2 separate regions of the Homo sapiens genome follow, and region 1 is linked to region 2. The links are chromatin loops, found by intact Hi-C in ENCODE. Cell type or tissue: mammary epithelial cell. All regions are shown on one strand. Links, peaks and the distances in the headings refer to the core of each region. The heading gives the core; the rest is flanking DNA. Region 1 has its middle 15 kb from the start of MIR6715B. Region 2 overlaps RBM20 (RNA binding motif protein 20).

Region 1 (8,336 bases), core at 54-8,053, 1.6 Mb after region 2:
GAGCAGAGTGCAAAACCCTGTCTATAAAGCATGTGATCAGTGTTGCCTGAAGTGGATAATGATCTTAACCTCCAGATGGAAAACAGTAGGCAAAAAGCAAATGCATCTTCTAAAAGTATCCCCTGGTTAAAGCTAGGGGCCTGGAGGGAGATAACAATATTGTGTTTACAAAGTGTTGTCAGTGATACCCACGTGAACTGCTGCTCTCCATTCTGGATGCCATGTTGACAGTGTCTCCAAATAGACAGTATCTGGACATGGTAATCCCCAGCACACCAGCCACCACAGGACCTAAAGAATGAAGAACCAAAGGCCATAACCGCTCTGCATTGCCCGAGGCTGGACTCGACGATACGCATCAGATGAACAAATGTAGTGATGCACCCTCTTGGGGCAAATTGGCAATAGGTTTTAGGGTTTACAGAAAGGAAACCGACAGAACCCACAAACACCTGCTGGAAAGCGACATCATCATTAAATGACCATGTCACTCACGAACTAGAGCTGTGAACAATGCCAATAGTGGTACAAACATGGGAGCAATTCATTCTGACTGAGGATCGGGTTTTATCTTTGTTGAGCCTTGGAAGATAGGTAGCATAACTGGCTACAAAATTTGCTGGAACAAGTGCAGAGTGAAAACACAGGACACTCTGTGCAAAAATGATTAAGAATTTCCAGACAGTGACAGAAAGAGCGTGAAACCAAGCATGCATCACTTCTGCACAGATCACATGCCCATGAGTTAGCAAACACAGAGCATATCAAAGGGCATTTGATGCTAAGGCATGGAAGAAAATTAGCCCTGTAGAACCCATCCTGGGTTTTGGTCTCTTCCTTTTTTTTTTTTTTTTTTTGAAAGAGTTTTGCTTTGTTGCCCAGGCTGGAGGCAGTGGCACGATGTCAGCTCACTGCAACCTCTGCCTTTCAGGTTCAAGCAATTCTCACGCCTCAGCCTCCTGAGTAGCTGAGATTATAGGTGCCTGCCACCACACCCAGCTGGTTTTCTGTATTTTAGTACAGACAGGGTTTCACCATGTTGCCCAGGTTGGTCTCAAACTCCTGAGCTCAGGCAATCCACCCATCTCGGCCTCCCAAATTGCTAGGATTACAGGCGTGAGCCACTGTGCCCAGTCCTTACTTTTGGTTGAATACATTGAAGCCATTGTGTGTCCTTGTTGTTACCAAGCAACCTAGCTAAATAGAAATACACATGCAGAGACAATTCAAACTTTTATTTCCCCTAAAGATGTTACTGTTCAATGTCCAGGTTCCTAAAAGCCCTGGACCTAGGAGTGGAACCCGGAACTACCTGCTGCCATCCCTGGACCATCAGGCCATCAGTTTTGTCTACCTGTGTAGAGGCCAATACGAAGCTGGAGCTTCTCCTGGGGCATGTGCCCAATTTGGAAGCAGATGGTGGCACTGAGGAAGTGCAGGGACATGGTGGCAATCTCAGCCACATGCTGGCTTCCATTGTGGTAGGGAGTCCACTAGCCACCATGTATGCATCTCCAATGGTCTCAACCTGAAAACAAAGTGACAGAGTGACCTTTGTTTTCCATGAGGGAGGCCAAGGGTTGGGGTGGGGTCAGAGATTAAGGCCCCTCATTTGTCCCCAACCTTGAGGCCCCATGTTTGGACGCGTCACACTCCCTGACCTCCACCCCATGCAAGTTCCAGCATTTCTTCAGTTCCTGCCCTTGTCATGGCTCTTCCACAAAGCCCCCCTCACCCTCCTTCCCTGAGCCTCCCTCCCCACAGTCACTGTTTCCTCCTCTGAAATCCAATAGTAGCGGTGACTATATTTCCCCAGCCCAAATTCAGAACCAGTGAGACAGGGAGCAGTATGCTCCTAGAGTCAACCTTGAAGGGTGAGGTGGATCCGTCAAGCAGAGACCATCTCACCCAATATTATATATATATACACATTATATATATATAATGTATGTATCTGCCTGTCTGTCCTCTTCCCCCTCCATCCTCCTAATAAAATCAGCTTTCAGATCTGTCATTCACAATAGAGAAATAAATGACAAGTAGAAGCTTAAAGTTACAGCCCTTTCCAGATACATTTGCATTTTAGCAGAATCCAAAGATGATGTGGTAAAGGCTGAATTTCAGGCATTAGCCAGACAGTAAGAACACCTCTGTCCTGGTGACCCTGAAATTACGCAAAGTCAACTATTCGACAAGCCTCACCTGCTTCCGGGTTTCCTCTCCCCACCGTGGTAACGTCCTTTAGAAATACAAACTAAGTTTTAATATGAGCTCAAGCAAAACACAACTGAGAAGGTAATACTAAGAGGAAAATCCCAGAAGATATCCTCCTAAGCAGGGCAGGTTCTGATTTTGTTGGGTGTGTGTGATCTACTCTTAAAGGTTATCTATACCATCCTTTCTTTCACCCTTGAACAGAGGCATCATTTGTGGGGAACACTGGGAGATAAACATTGAAGACGTGTCACTGTGTCACTGAGATATGTGACCATATGACCACACTGTCCCCCAAATCTCGCTATCCCCAGGTCCACAGGCAGAGACAGGGCCCTGGGATTGTGGTCAGTGCTGGTGCACTTGTGGCTGCCCACCAGGCATGTATGAGCACAGGCACACGGTACTGTCCCTAGAGTCATGGGCTGACCCCTTCTAAAGAGTCAGAACACACAGAAAGCAGCCCTCATCACCACCACCACCCGGCAGTCATGAAGAGCCAAAACATTTCTGTTTTCCCCATCAAAAATGGTTTTCACTCCAGGTGACCGTGTCCTTCTATCTCCCACAGTAGCACCCGGCAGGGAATTGTTGCTGCCCCGCTTTTAGTCACAAGTCTGATAGTCTAAAAGTGGGAATCTTTCTTCACTCTTAATTGCTAAGGATCAGGACAACAGAGGTGAGACCCACACAAGATCCAAGGACAACCTTTGAAGGACAGTAAACAGGAGCCTCTCTGCCTCTGAAGGAAATGTATTTAGGAAAGACGGGAAGGAATTAGCCAGTGGAAGGTCAATGCCTCTTTTTAAAAAGTGTTTACTGTGAGATAAAATAATGGAAGGAAACAGAGGAAACTGGTGAGTTTTGACAAGCACATACATCTGTGACTAATCAAGACCTTTTCCAAGAAAACAAACAGAAATAAAATATTGAGTTTCTGCCGTGAAGTGACATAGACTGAAATGGAGCTTCCTCCTGGCTGATGTCTGGAATCAGTTCCATTCTCCATCATGCCCCGGAGACAGCCTGCAAGGAGCACACGTGATCGCACAGTCAGGATGAGGCATCTCACCTTATAAACATCATAAGTTGTGATGATGTGATCGAATAAACTGTACACGTCATTGAGGAGCTTGACGACTTGCAAAGGGGAGCTGAGAGAACACAGCTTTGTGAATCCAACAATATCAGATAAAAAGATTGTCACAGATTCGAAATGTTCTGGTTCCACGGACCTTCCGGCTAGTAGTTGTTCTCCAGTGAAGCTGAAACCAGAGAAACGGATCATTTTTGAATGGGATCTTATTCATCTCATCTCCTACAGACTCCTGCAAAGTTGTCCTCATTGGTCCTTTTGCTTCAATGGCTAAGCTTTTGGTTAACAAAATTCATTTTCTAGAGGAATTCTTTTAACATCCACTTCTCCAGTTGCATTCTCTCTAAAGAGATATTTTAATTGACGTGTATAAATTGTGGGGGAGTAGGAGAGAGGGTCACATAATGCCTTTACAAAAAGGATTTTCTTTATGTATATTGGTTATAGAGTTAGGGTGTAAAGACTCTGCAGTTGTGGAAGGGAATATAATCATTCACCAATCCACAAATCAATTTCATTTCAGTCAACCAATCTCATTAAAAATCCCTGCCCCCACTTCTTTGGTCTAGACATGCAAGAAGCGCACGGGAATTTTAACAGCAAATACTTCTGCCAAGTGTTGAGAGAGTGAACATATAGAAACAGAACCAAAAATGAAGCAATATTTGAATGTGAAGCCACAGGTACATATTAAACTGTGTGGAGGTTTTGGACCTACAATCAAATACAGGGGAGGTAGCAATTAGTCGGACTCGTGAAACGAGGGCGCCATCTAGTGGCTACTCTCCTGTTGCTGCATCCACCACCCTCCACGTAAAAGACCGACTACAGCCTCTATTTCTATGGATTCAGGAGAGTTTGCCTCTATCTCCCTTTACAGGTGTACCAAACTGCACAAAAAAAAATGCCTGACCCCTTTTAGAAGAACCTGACATTCTCTTAGAAAAATAATCATGGAAATAATCCCCCCTATGTGGGGCTGCTAGATGGTGATGCCGCAGCTTCAAGGCCCCAGTGCTTCCGAATACCTGGGCACTTTGGTGGACAGAAGCTTCTCCACCTTCCTCTTCTCTGCAGTCAGCTGGCTGGTCCTCTCTTGCACCACTTCCTCCAGGTAATTGGCATACACTTCCAGCTTGCTCATCACACTGGCCAGTATGCTCACATGACTTTAAAAGAAACCAGACATTGATGTTTTCTCCCAAGACCCTTAGGGCCTCAGTGGAACAGAGCTTCCAGCTACACATTCCAGGAAAATATTGCTTGCCTTTCAGGTGTCCTAGTTAAGGGTTGCCAACGGACATCGGGGAAGTGACAATGGCATTGCAGCCGCGTGACAGGACAGAGCCTGCCTTTCATCAGCCCTCTAAGCTGCCTCCTTCATTTCTCTGAGCCTCACTTTACTCATTTGGAAAATGAAGATAATCACGCGTACCTCATGTACATACGATCACGTTGTTGTTCTGAGGATGTAGGGAGATAACATGCATAAAGTGTCTAGGGTCACGTCCAGGGCCACAGGCACTCAACAAATGGTGGCCTTCAATGGCCCATTCCCCACCTCCCAACAGACATTGAGAATGCAGATTTCAGGATGGGTCATTCCTTTCTTTTCAGACGGTCTAATGTAAGGGCACTTCTAGATTCTATTAGTCCTTTGTTTTCGAAGCGTCTTCAGAGAACTCATTTAAATTCCTCATCTTCAGATGAGGAGACCTAGACTCACATAGGAAAATAGATTTGTCATAACATTGAGGTCCATATTTTCTAAGTAAAAAATATGGGGATGTATCTTAAGCTTACTTAAGAGGTATCTTTAGGTTAATTACCTTGATTTAATCATTCTACACAGTATACGTATTCCGAAACATCACATGGTATACCATAAATATAAACAATGTTTCACTTGTTAATTTTAATTTTAATTTTATTTTATTTTACATTTTTGAGATGGCGTCTTGCTCTGTCACCCAGGCTGGAGTACAGTGCTGCAATCTCAGCTCACAGCAACCTCCACCACCCAGGTTCAAGCGATTCTCCTGTCTCAGCCTCCTGAGTAGCTGGGGTTATAAGTGTGTGCCATCACGCCCAGCTAATTTTTGTATTTTTAGTAGAGATGGGGTTTCACCATGTTGGTCAGCCTGGTCTCAATCTCCTGATCTCAGGTGATCCACCTGCCACGGCGTCCCAAAGTGCTGGGATTATAGGCTTGAGCCACCACACCCAGCCTCATTTGTTAATTTTAAAAATCATTTAAAAATGATTTTTAAAATTTAAAAACTATTACGAGCTTGGAAATGCAGAACCCAGGGCTATTGTGTTAAGAATGCATAGCTGAGGCCAGATACGGTGGCTCTTGCCTGTAATCCCAGCACTTTGGGAGCCCAAGGCAGGCAGATCACCTGAGGTCAGGAGTCTGAGACCAGCCTGGCCAGCATAGCGAAACCCTGTCTCTACTAAAAATACAAAAATTAGCCAGGCATGGTGGCACACACCTGCAGTCCTAGCTGCTCAGGAGGCTGAAGCATGAGAATCACTTGAAGCCGGGAGGCAGAAATTGCAGTGAGCCAAGATCATGCCACTGCACTCCAGCCTGTGCAACAGAGCCAGACCCTGACTCCAAAAAATGTTTTGTTTTGTTTTTTTAAATAATGCATAGCTGAAGGTCCAAATTAAGAGTAGACACCTGATTCCTAGCCTGGGGCTCTTTCTACCAACTCAAGCTACCTCTAACATGGGCATGTCTTCCTAAATTCATGTACTAAAAGATGATACAATTATCTGGTGTAAAGGAAGCTACTATTGAGAAAGTTGTTGGAGAGGAATGCGTAATTTAAGTCATAACCTACTCTATGGGTGGTGAGTAATTTTTATCCCACAGTCCAGTCCAAATTGATTAGCCTAACCCTTGGAATGCTGATTTGAAAAAGACTCTGAAGCCATGTCAAAACTCCCTGGAAACAAGGGCCTTAATTGATTAGTGACACCTGAGATAGACAAAGAAGGCAGTAGAATTATTAATATCTGATCCATTTTTGTGGCATTTATGAAATAAAGGAAAAATTTCTCACTCCACTGTAACCAGCATGTAGTACAGTGTTTTGTGTATGGTAAGCACTGAGTGAGTGTATGAGGAAGGAAGAAAGGAAGGAAGGAAGGGAGGAAGGGAGGAATGGAGGAAGGGAGGAGGGAGGAAGGGAATGAGTCACATAGAACCAATCACGGCCATATAGATTTAATTTTGTTTTGTTTTGTTTTTTAGAAACAGGGTCTCGTTCTGTCACCCAGGCTGGAGTGCAGTGGCACAATCATAGCTCACTGCAGCCTTGACCTCCAGGGCTCAAGCAATTCTCAGCCCCCCTAAGAAACTCAAACTACAGGCTCACACCACCACGCCTGGCTAATTTTTTATTTTATTTTATTTTTTATAGATACAGAAACTCACCATGTTGCCCAGGCTGGTCTTGAACTCCCGGCCTCAAGGGATCCTCCTGCCTTAGCCTCCTAAATCACTGGGATTACATGCATGAGCCACCATGCCCAGCAGCTCTAAAATCCTAATGGTTAACTGAGTGAGAGCAAATATCTGTTGCACATCTAACTCACCCTCTGGGACTGGCCTCTCGTAAAGTTTTCTTGATGGAAGAGAAACTGGGTCTTTTCTCCAGAGATTCATCCCAACACACCCTCACCATGGCCACGATCTTTTCATTGCCCTTCTCCTCGGGCAGGGAAGGTTGCAGTGGGACTGCTGCTGCAGGGTCTTTGATTTGGTTGATGATTTCTGAAATTCATGTTGGGTTTAGACAGCCAAACATCAGAACTTTGTGCCACTTACTACACTTCATTTTCAATAGTAATTGTGCTCTTATATTTGTAAACTGAGTTTTTAAATAAATAGAACAGATTAGAATTCCAAAGTAATCTGGATATTTTAATAGGAATACTCTGAGAATCTGCCTGGAAAATGAACAATTCTAATGAAAAACATATAAACAAACATCCTCCTAATTAATTTGTTTTCAAATCAAGATTTTTTAAAATAGAACTTTGCTTGAGGAGAAGCATATCTCTATATGATTTCAGGAATGTATAGGCATTTCGTGTTGGAAACCCCCAAAGCGCGCTTCATGCAATTTTGTTAAATTTTCTGTAATATGTCGCAGAAATGCTATTTTAACACGTAATAAATGTTACCATCATGTCCTGCCTCTCTGTCCGATTTTCTAAACCTAATTTTTCCCACTTCTTCACTGGCTCCTACTGACATTTATTAAACATTCTGCTTAACCAGATGTTGTCAAGAAAATAATATTTTGAGAACAATGTATACATGTTTTGGCATAAAAATAAAAATACTGTGTGTGCAACAACATGGATAAGTCTTACATGCATTATTACTAAGTTAGAGAAACCAGTCAGAAAAGGCTGTGTACTGTATGATTCTATTTACATGGCACCCCAGAAGCAACAACACGCAAGCAGCAGTGGGCATATCTAGCATCATTTCTTTCTTTCTTTCTTTTTTCTTTTCTTTTTTTTTTCTTTTTTTTTTTTTTTTTTTTGAGATAGACTCTGGCCCTGTTGCCCAGGCTGGAGTGCAGTGGTGTGATCTCCGCTTACTGCAACCTCCGCCTCCTGGGTTCAAGCGACTCTTCTGCCTTAGGTTCCCCAGTAGCTGGAACTACAGGCATGCGCCACCACGCCCAGCTAATTTTTGTACTTTTAGTGGAGATGGGGTTTCACCATGTTGGCCAGGATGGTCTCGATCTCTTGACCTCGTTATCTGCTTACTTTCTAATACCTTTCTCCAACAAAAGAAGTCATGGCTTCTTGGAGAATTGACTGCATCTAGCACTGGGGCAGGAGATATGCAAAATGAGACTTTCTTGTCTTCCCAGAAATTAAGGAAATATACATTCTAGAAAAGACAAAATTTTAGAGACAGAAAACAGATCAGTGTTTTCCAAGAGTTTGAGGAGCAGAGAGCGTTGACTAGGTGAAGTGCAGGGGATAATTTTAGGAT
Region 2 (8,336 bases), core at 22-8,021:
GCAGGGCTTGTGTTCAAGTAACCATTATTTTCCTTGATAACAATCCCAAAGCATAAGAGTAGTGATGCTGGTGATTCAGATATGCCCAAGAGAAGCCATAAAGTGCTTCCTTTAAGTGAAAAGGTAAATGTTTATTCCAGGTATATATAGGAAAAAATAAATAGTATATATAGAATTTGGTACTATCCAAGGTTTCTGGCAACCAGTAGGGGTCTTGGAACATATCCCCCCATTGCAGATAAGGGAGAACTACCATAAACATGTATCTGCATGTATTTTTTTTATGTGGAAAGGAACATATCATGCATACTGTCTAGCCACCATACTTAACTTCGTTTTGACAATGTGTCTCTGAAGAGATTGTAGCCTGTCTGCACACAAGCCTGTACCTTGCGCTTTTGTCCTGATTGAATAGTGTTCCATTGTATAAATTATTATAATGTGTTTTCCGAGCCTCCTGTTAATCTAGATTGTCTCTGATAGGTTACTATTACTGACAGTGCTGCAGTGAGGATCCTTGCACACCCATCTTGGCATGTATGTATGAGTCCATCGGAAGGATACATTTCTGTAAATAGGATTGCTGGGTGAAAGGTATATTTGCTTTTGTTTTGATGAAAACAGTCATCTAGCGCATGAGCATGTCTGTTTGCCCCATCTCAAGGTTTTATGCCTTCTAGTTAAGCATCGGCTACTACATGTAGAGCTCAGGACACTGACCCATGCACGAAAGGTACATAAGTCAAAGTTACTAATTAACATGTATCTTAGTAGGAGTTTGGGGTATTTGTTCAGGATTGCTGATCTCATGGCTAGATTAGTGAACATTCACCCCAAGAGTGAAAGGCTCTGGAATTTAACCACAAGCTTAGGCTTTGAAGATATGGTATCTCCCACCCATCTCCCTCTGATGGCAGATTAACTAGGCGGTGGGCAGAACCAACCCTTCCACACGCCAGCCTGTCTTCCTTAGAGAGCACAAGTGCATTTGCCCAGAACATTCACACTTTCAGACCTGGAGATGAAACACAATTTTTTGGCAGCAAATCTCAAATAACATGTATTTAGGATTACAAAGTCACAGTTTTGCAACCAGAGGGCTTGGGAAGGAGTTGCTTAAAGCAAGAAAATTGCAATGCAGTTTTTACAAAAATTAAAGATATAAAGTCCATCTTCCCAAATTACATTCCACACATTTACTTCTCTACAAATGCCATTTGCACACAATATACCCAGTTTGCACTGAATTCCATTCCTTGCTTCTTTTTCCCTTCTTAGTCACACACTATCTGTGCGTGTCAAGACACTGTTGTATAAAACTGCTGTATAGAACTAGGTATTTTATTTTGTTTTGTCTTTGCTTTAAATTTTATACACTTTTTGGATTAGGTCATTGAATACTTATCCTGTTTTCATCTGAATTTTCTTGGGAGAGAAAATTTAAATATTTACCTTCATCTTAAAAAAAAAGAAAGAAAGAAACCAATCCAGATGACAGAAACTGAGAGGGACATGGTGGTTGCAGGTGTCCGTGTGTGCTGGGAATGCAGAAACATGCCTGGAGCAGTGGAGGCTGTGCTCTGGCTCTGCCAAACACCCTGTGGGCCTATTGAGATCCACCACCACCTAATGGAGGAATTGCCTTCTTTCCTTTTTTTCAGTAAGCTCTTCATTGAATGCTATGGTTTGAATGTTTGTATCCCTCCAAAATGCATATTTTGAAACCTGATCCCCAAGATGGTGGTATTAAGAGGTGGAGCCTTTGGGAAGCAATTAAGTCATGAAGGCATGAGTGGGATTAGTGCTCTTATAAAAAAGACCCGGCCTGGCGCAGTGGCTCACAGCTGTAATCCCAGCACTTTGGAAGGCCGAGGTGAGCAGATCTCCTGAGGTCAGGAGTTCGATACCAGCCTGGCCAACGTGGTGAAACCCCATCTCTACTAAAAATACAAAAAAATTAGCCGGGCATGGTGTTGCGCGCCTGTAATCCCAGCTACTCGGGAGGCTGAGACAGGAGAATCACTTGTACCTGGGAGGCAGAGGTTGCAGTGAGCTGAGATAGTGCCATTGCACTCCAGCCTGGGCAAGAAGAGTGAAACTCTGCCTCAAAAAAAAAAAAAAAAAAAACACCCCACACACACACTCAAAAACAACAGAGCTTGTTCACCCCTTCTACCATGTGAGTGGAGGCAGCAAGAAGGCACCATCTATGAGGAAGTGGTCCTCACCAGGCACCAAATCTGCTGGTGCCTTGATTGTGGACTTCCCAGCCTCCAGAACTTTGAGCAATAAATTTCTATTGTTTTTAAGTTACCTGGTCTAAGGTTTAGCAATCTGAAATGACTAAGGTCCTAAAGTATAATGTATAGAAATAATGTGTGAACAGCTTGATAAATTTTTACACAGTGAACATATCCCTAAAAACCTGCATCCAGATCAAGAAACAGAACACTACCAGCACCCCAGGAACAAGTGGCTACCTTTTGAGTCACTCTTCAGCCTCTGACGATCTTTAACAATGTTGACCTCTCTGAAGATAGATTAGTTTGCCTTTTTTTTTTTGAGTTTAACGTAATTGGAATGATATGGTGTATACTCTTTTGTGCCTAAGTTTCTTTTACTCAGTTTTATGTTCGTAACATTCATCCATGTTGTAGCAAATAATTATACCTGGTTAGTGTTCGCGGCTGTGTAGTATTCCATTACAGGAATACACCACTATTTATTCATTCTACTCTTGATGGATATAGGTTGTTTCTAGTTTCTGGCTATTACAAAGAATGTTGCTGTGAACATTTTTTACGTGTCTTTTGGAGAACATATGTACACATTTCTGCCAGGTATACACCTGGGGTGGAATTGCTGGGTTGTTAAATTTCCTTACTGGGGCCTATAAGACCAGGTCTTGCCTGCTGCTAGATTCTTGTCATCATTAATCATCATCTATATGCCAGGCACTATGTGAGGCATTGGGAATAGTAAGGAGCAGAAGCAGATGTGGTTTCTGCTTTTGTGCCAGCATTAATTAAGCAAACACCAAGGTAAGGTGGTGTGATTGCCATGGAGGTAAGTGCTGAAGAGGAAAGAGGCAGGATCCCAGGACAGCTTACTGTTAGGTTTTTTAAAGGGAAGGTGAGGGTTAAAGAAAAACAGAGAGAGAGTTGGCGGCCCTACAGCAAAACATAGGCTTTATGTCCAACATAAAACCTGCAGAGGTTGGGGGCCAGCTTAATGCCAGTGCCCACTGCTGCTTACAGGCTGGGGCAATTATAGGCCTGAGCAGGAGGGGTCTGGGGGGAGCATGGCCTGCTGCCTGGGAAAATGTTGATAACATGTTCCCACGATGAGGTGGTTTGGCCCTTGTTCTGGTGGAATGTGATGTTCCTTGCCCTTTCTCCCAGCAAAGTCAGGCAGTTGGTCAGGCTGTTTCTCACGGCCCGAACCCCCCGTGGAATGTTTCACTTTGACCAAGGTCTGTGAAATGACAGGGAGCTTACGAAACGGTGCAACTTGGACTAACACTTATGACATAGGAAGTGGATCTGGGCTGGGGGAGAGGGTGGCATGGAAGGGGGGCTTTCCTGAAACAGTGACACAGCTGAGATTGGAGGGATGAGGAGAGTATACCAGGGTACGGTGAGGGAGAAGCTTCCCAGGAAGCTGGAAGAGCACGCGGGGCATGTTCCTGGAGCTGAAGGAGTGCCAAGGTGCCAGAGCATGGAGGCGGGAATGGGGATAGAGGAGGTGGCGAGGCTGACATTGGGGTTGGGGCTGCAGCCTTTGTGCCTGTGATGGGAGCCCAGACCTATAGCTGTGAGGTGTGTTGGTCTGAGAACTCTCCAGATCTCGCCTTCCTTGCAGATTCGTATCACAGCAGAGCAGGAAGGGCCCATTCAGCTACAAGAATTAGTAGGAAGCATTTGAAATGGTCCACAGCTGCTCACAATCCTTAAGGGAGTTTATCTGTAACTGAGAGAGTATGGGGAGGTGTCTGGACAGTCAGGAAGTACCTGTCGCAGGTGGCATTTTCTGGCTGGGCACAGGATCAGATGGATGTCTTTCTGTCTGTTGACAGGTCCTCCTGAGGACCAAGGCCTGCATAGTCTGATTTATGCTATATGTATGTAACTACTTTAGTACAGTTGAGGGCTCTTGAAGTCATGCTGTGTTTTTAGGAAGATATTTGAGCAGGAGATCATGAAAATTTTGCAAGAATCTGCAATCTGGAAGAGTGTTGATTCAATATACATTCATTAGGTGCCCACTCTGGGTTACTGTGTCTCGCACTGTCCTGGACACTAGGGATTCAGCAGTGAACAAAAACAGACAAAATTCCCCAACCTCTTAATGTTTATATTCATCCAAAATTTTCTTTCAAAATGGATTGTTTTGATGAGCTGCCGGATCTCTTGACCCCTCAGAGAATTTTACATTAGGGAAAAGTGCTTGTGTGTAGGCATAAGAAAGAAAGAAAATCTAGGATTGGAAAGTTGGAAACCAGTTTTCTACAGCCTTCCAGAAAGAACTCAACTCGAGGACTGACGTGGTGGTGGAAGGCAGAGTGGCAGGGGAAAGAGCACCAGCATCAATGTGAACATTCTAGCTGGGACGCTTCCTTGTGGTACGACTTGGGGCAACTTTGATCTTCTAAATGGGTATTAATAGTTCCCACCTGCAGGACTGAACTGTGGAAATGCACTGAGATCCAGCAGTTCAAATCCCTGGCCTGAGTATTGGGTGATTGTTGCGGTCATGAAGGCATGAGGCTTCTGTGCGACCTGGGTGACTAACACAGCCCACAAGCAGTGAGGAAGCCACTCCCAGCGGCCCTGCCCGTCTGGGTCCTCCTGCCCTCACTGGGTGTTCCCAGCCCCACTATACTGTCTCCCTCTCCCTCCTTCTCCAAGTGCCCAGACCTGCTCCAGCTGCCCCTGATACTCAGCAATGCAGACTTGTCTGGAAACACGGACAACAAGGCAGCTTGGCATTTCCGAGCCAACTGCTGAGATGAAACAGGTTCATTGTCAAGGCCAGGGCCAGGGCAGGAAGTCTAGTTGGAGGCCCCAGGGTAGCTCGCCCCAGAGTTCTGAAAGAGCACTGTTTAGAATTTTGTAACCATCTGTTGGCTTGGGTATGTGTTTGATGGCTGTGGCTGTGGGTTGAGGTGGAGTAATGTTGACCTTGGAAGGTTAGGATGCTTTTGTTTCTGATGAGACCATCTAGTGTAGGTCAAAAGGACTGTGTCGGAGATAGAAAACAACATTTTTTTTAAGTTGGGTGTTTTTGAATCAGCCAAACCTTAATGCATTGGGCAGAAGTGGCCCCTGGGGTAGTACCAGCTTGGTCTGAGTGTTTCATGGGCAAGGGTGGGGGCTGGGAAGAGAAGCTTGCCCAAGGCCCTGCTGCAGAGGGAGGGGCAGGAGAGCTAGTGGGAGCCAGGTGTGTGGAGCTGCCTTTCACAGAACTGGGTTATGGACCCACCAGAGAGATGGAGCCCCTTCTCTCCTTCCCTTCCCCCATGTCTCCCTCTCCCACCAGGGCTTGGTAGGGGTGGGGAAAGCAAGTTTATGGCCACCTTGATGTTCACTGGAGTGGCCCGAGGACTCCTTTTTGAGTTAAAGTGACTTGTTTTCTTCTTACCTTTATTCATCCCCTTACTCAGTAGGATGGCAGCAGATATAACATCATTATGTGTGTGAAAACATACAAAGACACTCGTTCTAGGGGGTGTTGTCCAGCAGATGCATGGACGTCCATGTTAACTCTTGTGAGTACAGAAGAGGATGCAGAAGTTAGCTGGATCCAGATGCTGGATCTCCAACATCCTTGGAGATGTGTGGTGTTGGATGCTTCTGTCCAGGGTAACATGGCTCTCATTACCTGGGCTTCAGAGCCTTCTCTACCTTACCATCTGCATTTGTTTTTTCTTTTTGATTGGGTGGCATTCACCTGGGCTTTCCTTCACTTCCTGACGATTCAAGATGGCAATTCTCATCTCTGGTCAGGCTGAGCTTCTCTCAGCAGCTCCTGACATTTCCTCCAGCTTGTCTCACCTTCTCAGTTGTCTCCCATTCCCACCAGCACATCCTTTGACCTTATCTTCCATACCCTTCTGCACCTAGGACCTCTTCCACTCCTTCCCAGTCAAGAAGCACCTATGAATAAGCACAGGTATTCAATATTTGTTAGGGTGGATACAGGTAAAATAAGAAATCATCTGTAGAGGTGACGTAGAAAGCACAGATAATAGAGAAATAACAGGTATCTGCCTCTGTCATCTTTCCTGAGCTCCAGATGTCAGTATTTAGGGGACTGCAGCTGTTTCCACATTATATCTTCTGGCACCAACAACTTCATGTGTCCGAAGTTGAACTCATGCAAACTCAGCCTTTGTTTTCCACATGACTCCTCCATCAACTCAGAAAGTGAAAGAGACCCACAGGTCATCCTCAACTCCTTCCTTTCCCTCACCTCTACCCCATGTCCACTCACCAAGTTCTGCCAGCTTTCAGTCCTAAATTTTCCCCGAATCTCTATCTTCTCTCCAAGACTGCCCCACCAAGCCTTCTGCCATTTGTCAACTCACAACTCTGTGGCAGCCTGAAATTGTTTTCAATTCCCAGTAGCTATGTACCTGAGGGCTGCCCCCTGCCCCCCATCACCTGGCTTTGTCCTACTCTTTCACCAAGCCTGAGCTCAGACCTCACCTCCTCTAGGAACCCCTCCAGGACCAGAGTACATGACCCCCCTCCCTCCCCAGGAGAGCCCTGCAGTACCTCTTCCAGGATCCTGCTCCTCTAGAATGCCCACTTCCCACCCAGTGTGAGGATGATCAGTTTACGTGCCTGCCTCCCCATGGACGTACACTCCTCTAGGGCAGAACCCAAAAGCTGCTGAAATTATCTTTGCCCAGTTTGACAGAGGGAGGGAAATGTAGTGGACTGAAAGTTGAGACACCAGGTTCAGCCTGACCCCAGTGAGTGCTCCACCCTTTTTTGTAGATTAAATGAACCCAGAAGTTAGTTCATGATGTAGTTCCTGTAAAAAATAATAAATAAACCTAGGAGGAGCCTCAAAGTCCCTTCCTGACCTGATGTTCTGCGATTCTGCCAGAGGAATCTGCTCTCTCCAGCCTGACTTTTCTATCTACACCTCCTCATCAGAGGAGCCTTCTGCACTACTGCCCTCTCCCAAGTCAGGGGCTGGGGACAAGGAAGACTTTCACTTTTCAGTAGCTTCCTGAGCCATTTCTTTCTTAGCTCCCAGGCTGGAGGCCTTTTCCCAGGTCTCTAATGGACAAACTTTCCACACATGACTTAAGAGAAGAAGACACAGGACTTGGACTTGGACAGTTTTGCTGCATGAACCACTGAAGTCTCTGGAACCTTAGCAACATGGACCCCTGGACCTTGGTCTTGAGTGTGGGGCCTGTGACAGTCCCCTGGCAGTGTGCTCATCCTGGCCTTTTTCTGGAGCTACTAAAGGAAAGAAACCCAGTTGAACCCAGGATTTTTTTCTTTACCCCCGAACTTCTTTGTACAGAAGTTTCACTTTCTCATAACATGATTTCTTTCTTTTACAAAAGACAAAATAAAACAGAACCCAAACTTGACACACAAATCCAACCACTACTGCTACTGTTCAGGCAGCTGGTCTATATTTTAGTAGCTCACCTGTTTCAAAAGCACCTAGGTAGTAGCTGGGAGGCTCGGTTAGTATTTCAAACCCCCAAAAGCTGCACAAAGCAGAGGCTCGGGTTCTTGAGTAGAGGGCTGATGCTAGAAACATAAAGAGATTCATCTGCATCTTCTTCAACAGTGTGCCTCACCTCCAACTCTCACTGTGAAAGATCTGCTTTCTGCTGAGCATGGACCTGGGAGAGATGTGTTCCCCGGAAGGCGGCCCGGGCTGTCATCAAGTCAGTTGCACAGGGACAGTGTGAAGCCTTCTCACTGTGGCACGAGCCATCACTCTCAGAGCACCTCAAGCCTGGCAGGGTTCCGAAAACCTCAGGGTTTAATCACTCCCCTGTTTAAGGAACTCAGACACAATGTATTTTACAAATTATTTTTGAAAGGTTTATATGAAGTGTTAAATTTTATGAACTGTATATTTTACCAACAATGGAAAAAAAAGGCTTATGAGCTTAGAGGCTTTCACATTCATTATTTCACTTAATTCTCTAAACCTCCAATGGGGTAAATCAATTTCTGTTTTGCAGACCATTAGACCAAGGCACAGAGAGATTAAGTGGCTTGCCAAAAGGGGTAAGAGTTTTCATGGGCTAACTGGGGTTATTTTTTTCACAGTTCATCAAATGACAAGTTTAACGTGAT

What was found. Hi-C counts contacts between places; a loop is a spot of excess contacts. Peaks named below come from ENCODE experiments on the same cell type or tissue, not always from the same donor. Only the 100,000 strongest peaks of a DNase experiment are listed, where the experiment ranks them.
Region 1: a loop joins it to region 2, with 5 times the contacts of the local background. A loop is called at or near these places in 3 of 110 quality-filtered maps.

The regions. Positions count from the first base shown.
Region 1 is chr10:112,310,963-112,319,298 of GRCh38, forward strand. It overlaps the pseudogene GUCY2GP. Among named protein-coding and RNA genes, the nearest start is that of MIR6715B, 15 kb to the left of the region's middle. RefSeq lists a silencer at 3,995-4,104. In mammary epithelial cell, for the core only: a CTCF peak has its summit at 4,085 (motif pointing left); no DNase peak of the experiment used is centred there.
Region 2 is chr10:110,735,071-110,743,406 of GRCh38, forward strand. All of the region lies in intron 1 of RBM20 (RNA binding motif protein 20), which reads left to right. Among named protein-coding and RNA genes, the nearest start is that of RBM20, 95 kb to the left of the region's middle. In mammary epithelial cell, for the core only: no CTCF peak of the experiment used is centred there; a DNase peak (open chromatin) is centred at 4,931.